Linked DNA regions of Homo sapiens: region 2 is linked to region 1. The links are chromatin loops, found by intact Hi-C in ENCODE. Cell type or tissue: IMR-90. All regions are shown on one strand.

Evidence for each region. Peaks named below come from ENCODE experiments on the same cell type or tissue, not always from the same donor. Only the 100,000 strongest peaks of a DNase experiment are listed, where the experiment ranks them.
Region 2: it touches region 1 in a loop (1.9-fold over the local background); 4 of 110 quality-filtered maps call a loop at or near these places.

What each region holds. Positions count from the first base shown.
Region 1 is chr9:384,741-387,240 of GRCh38, reverse strand. DOCK8 (dedicator of cytokinesis 8) reads right to left here. Exons shown (of 48, transcript NM_203447.4): 23 at 815-910. Among named protein-coding and RNA genes, the nearest start is that of DOCK8-AS2, 84 kb to the left of the region's middle. In IMR-90, a CTCF peak has its summit at 1,240; no DNase peak of the experiment used is centred here; H3K27me3 peaks cover 275 bases.
Region 2 is chr9:436,712-439,211 of GRCh38, reverse strand. All of the region lies in intron 39 of DOCK8 (dedicator of cytokinesis 8), which reads right to left. Among named protein-coding and RNA genes, the nearest start is that of DOCK8-AS2, 32 kb to the left of the region's middle. In IMR-90, no CTCF peak of the experiment used is centred here; a DNase peak (open chromatin) is centred at 1,401; H3K27ac peaks cover 2,082 bases.

The DNA of each region.
Region 1 (2,500 bases):
AACTCCTGACCTCAGGTGATCCACCCACCTCGGCCTCCGAAAGTGCTGGGAATACAGGTATGAACCACTGTGCCCTGCCATATTTACATTTTAATACAGGTCTTCAAAGACATTAAAAACTTAAGTAGCTACTATAATGGTGAGATTCTTGAGTGCCTAGAAGAGAGGAAATTAGGGCAGACAGTTTTTTTTCCCTCCATCCCTCAGACCACATAGGCTGGGACTATGATTGGGGAATTTTGTTGCTTTAAAAATCCTGGTAAGCAGTTTAACAGCTTTTAAAGTTTCTGAACTCATAGGTAAGGCTGATTGTGAAGAATTATGAGGAAGCATTTCATATTAGTTTATATGGTATTGAAACAAATGATACCTAATTATTGCCATTCACTTTTGTCAAGGATGACTTGTGCCCAGCTTTCCCTCTACTAAAAGGAGGCCAATGCAGTGGTTCTCAAAATGTGGTCCCTGGACCAGCATCAGCTGGGAACTTGTTAGAAATGCAAATTCTTGAGCCTCCAGCTCAGATCTATTGAATCAGAAACTCAGGAGGTAGGGTCCAGCGATGAGTTTTAACAAGGCTTCCAGGTAATTCTGATGCATGAGAAAGTGGGAGAAACACTGAGTTAATGGGCAATTAGGTGGTCAAATGTGGCGTAAAGGACAGGGCTGCAAAAGTGTGTGTGGGGTGTGTGTGTGTTAGCACATCAGGGACAGGCAGGGGAGCACTTTGACTATTCCCAAGCACAGTGTGAGGGCATGAGGAAATCCTTCTGTTCTTATCCTGGGATGAACCTCACATTGCTCTCTTCAGTACCTTTTTGCTGGCTGGCCTTGGGGCTGCAGGTGAACTTGGAGCATCACTACTGCCAGAGCAATAGTAAGACATTCGGCTGCAGTTGCGATCGGCGATCTAAAATACACAAACCATGGCTTAACAGTCAACCAACCATGGAAAGGTAAGCCAGACATCTGGAAATCACAACCTCAGAATTCATTTTTTTATACATATTTTTTTTCCTGGTTACAAAGGTAAAACAATTGCCATAAGTAAATATAAAACAAAGCAAAGACAGTGAAGTTATACCTAATTTTACTTGCTCTTGAGACAACACCCGTTAATAGTTTGTGTGTAGCAACCTACAGTTAAAAACTATTTAAGAATCTGGGCTGCTGAGTAGTCCCTTCTAGGAGTCTGTGACTTCAGGGGACGCCAGGAAAAAATGTGTGGGAACAGTGTCTCTCTGTGGTTTAGTACGGTACTGCACCACGCTGTCTCCTAAACACCAATACATTGTCAAAAACTACCTCTGAAGGGAAGTGGAGTGCTCATGCTCTATCAGACATTTTCTCCCCATGCAACAAAATAATTCGAAAATTGCTAACCCTGTCCACATAAAAATTTAATATTTTCATTTTATTAAAGAAAAATAGAAAGATCAAGGCTGTCAGTAATAGCTGCAGACCACTTCTTTCCTGGGTGATCAGAAAGTGGTATTACTGAAAGGGGCTTTCAATATGAGGCTGAGTTGTGTTGTGCTGGCAAATGTTTAACAACCAGTTGTCAGGGGGGTAGGGGTAATTTGTAGCATTTGCCAATTTTTGTGCCACAAATACTTTCATCATAACTGATTTCAATCTACCAACACGATGTCATAGAAATGCAGTGTGGTAGCAAACCATTATATAATATTTCCATCACACAGACACAGTAAACGTAAAGAAGGAAGAACTTAGATATTGTAGCATATAGTGAAATTATTAGGAAGGGACTAGGTTTACCTTTTTAAAGTGAACTTTTAATTTTGAAGTATAAGTTGTATAGTTATTATTAGATTTACAGAGAAGTTACAAAGGTAGTATTTCTTATATGACTTTCATTGCATTTCTCTTAATATCTTTTATAGTAAGGTACATTTGTCAAAACTAAGAAACTAACATTGATATGTTACTATTAACTAAACACGAACGACTCGGATTTCACCAGTTTTTGCACTCATGTCCTATTTCTGTTCCAGGATACAATCTAGCATACCACATTGCATTCAGATTACCTTTGTTTTTAATATAACTTATTTAATTTTAAGTTTATACGATTTAATTTTAACAATGTCTGTTTCAAAACTGGCTCAAAAAATTCTGGAAAACTAAGCAATCAGCTTTTGGGAACAGGTATGAGCTCACTCCAGCACATCCCTGAACTGATTTTTGTAAGTCAAAAAGGATAGAATACGAATAATTCCTGATGGCTCAAACTACAGATCATCAGCATCTCAGGGGGTGAATCCAGTGGTTTTTTCATTTATTTTTTATTTATTTTTATTTTTTTAGACGTAGTCTCGCTCTGCTGCCCAGGCTGGAGTGCGGTGGCACGATCTTGGCTTACTGCAAGCTCCGCCTCCCGGGTTCACGCCATTCTCCTGCCTCAGCCTCCTGAGTAGCTGGGATTACAGGCGCCCGCCACCACGCCCGGCTAATTTTTTGTATTTTTAGTAGAGACGGG
Region 2 (2,500 bases), 52 kb before region 1:
GGGCGACCAGACTAGTAAGAGACCACAGGAACCCCGAATGGGGAAACGAGGAAGCTGGTGTGCAGATCCTTACCAAGACCGTGACTAAACTAGGTCTGTAATTCTACCCCGAGAGTATCTGTCTGCCATTCATTTAGAAGAGGCGCACTGAGCAACTGGTCTTCAAACCTCACGTTTTTCTTTTTAACCATTAGGAGATTTTGTATAAAGGACACTTACCTCAATGTCACAACAGCTGAGTTACTTTAGTGAAACAACCCTAAGGGACATAGGGCTGGTGTCCTGGTTTTCAAAAGGCAAAGACCCAATTAACATTAACTAGGCTCCCTGTTTCACCGAGTGGACCTCTGACTTACAGTGGTGTTTTTCTGAAGTATGTTGCTACTCTGGAGTTGACTCAGATAAACAGCCATGACATACGACAACAGCAAGCGAGGCTGTCTTCATTAAGGAAGTTTTCATGGCATTGCAGCAGTTACTGTGTGTGTGTTTTTGTTCTTCCTGAACATTTTGTTTCCATGCATTTGTTTCCTTTACATAAACTATTGCGTTTAGAGCCTCTAGCAGAGCATGCAGAGACCATGGTTGGGGTGAACCAAATGAGAAACCCAAGACAAAATTTAGAGAGGTACTCGCTTTTAGGGCCATGGAAGTACTGATCTTGTACCCGCTCGACCCTGAGGGTGAGTGCCTCTTCACCCTAGCACTGGCCCTGGCAGTGAATATGTGACAGGTCAAGAATCATTTTCTTCCTAGCTCACAGCTATGGAAGAAATGCATATGAAAAACAGAAGAAATGGGAAACCTTCCCAGTTTAGGGATTACAAACAGGTGGCACACATGCCACTCCTTCCTATTGCTGTAATCATGGCAGGCATAACTAATCAACTGTAGCACTTTTTCCCCAGAGCTTGGACATAGTCTCGAAATTCTTAAGCATAGTTCTCCAGTCAGCCACTACTAACTGATCAGAGTTGGCTTGTGAACTAAAAGCTGTCTGCCTTCTGGCCTGGTTAGCAAGATCATGTGAATCAACCTTAGCAATCAGTCAGGACATAGTTGTCATAGATAGCCCTATCTCTTCACATGCAATACTGTAACGTAGTTTTAGGAATATAGGAGGAGGCTCTCAAAGCCTTTGTGGCCAGTCTTTCTTCCAAACCTGCCCTATGTATTATGATGTTTCTGTGACAACAGAAGATCCAAGAAATTCAGTTGAAAGCATTTAATAACCCAAGATACTAATACTATTAGAATGTATGCAATTTTCCACATTAGAGGAACAGATTTGAAGCTATGTAGCCTCATTAGCTGTAGTCAGAGGAAAAGGATTCTGCAGACTTTCTTGGCTTCAGGATCAGGGAGGTACAAGTAACAGCAGTATCTAAGAATGTGTCCGTATCTACAGTTGTGAAATAAATATTGCACTCTGGGACACAGAATTTCAGTGATCTCAGTTTCCTGGAATTCAGTGACCTCAAAGTTATTTTCCTTGCACATATTTATTTATCTCTAGTTTATAAATCTTTTCCAAAAGCTCTATTTCATTGGAGCAGAACAAGGTTGAAAATTAAAGCACAGAGCATTTGCAAAATCAACACTGGACATCTGTTGTTAATGCTGTCTAGAATTCTTTCCTCCTTCTATAAAGTAAGGCATCCTGATTTAGGGGAAGAAATCACCCATAATTCCAGGTGTGGACCCATGACCCGGGGTCAGTAAATCAGAGCACTCCATTTCTCTGGCCAGTATGGCTGGTTCAGGGATGAGCACAGGATCAGATGTTCAGACAGGATCAGTAAGATGCACTGAGGCTTTCTCTGCAACTGCTAGAAAGGAGGCATCTCTCTTCTCTCCTAGACTTGAACCTAGAGATGTAAACCTAAACTGTGGTGTGGGAAGCCTGTGAAGAATGAAGCTGACACAACAGATGGCAGAGATGGGAAGTGGTGATGACAGTGAGCTCTGCTGACATTGTTTGGGCCCCTAGGTCCAGTATGGCAGGTGCTACTCCAGGCTCACATTCCTCAGACGGGCTGATAAATTCCATTTTTACCTTCTGTCAGTCTGGGTTGGGTGTCCTTTCACTTGCCAGCTACATTTCCAAATTGATTTGGTATGTCCCATTTGAGAGAAGTAAGAATTCACTCATACACATTAATATAATTTGGCTTCTCTTCTGTAGCTGACAACACCTAACTCATTGCCTCCTCTACATCAAGAAGCCCTCACACTTCAGTTTCTTCTGCCTTCCTTTTCACCTTCTTCACCCTTCCCTGACCCACAGGGCCTGGACCATAAATGCTCACAATATCTTGTGCCTCTTTATAACAGTATTTCTCATAATTATAACTGAACAAAGATTGGAATAATTAGTTATATTACGTCTCTCTGGTTAGAATGTAACGTTCATGAGGACAGAATAAGTATTCAATAAATATTCTCTAAAAGAAGGAATCAATGGATAAATATATGTGAACAGATAGAGCTGTATGCCCCC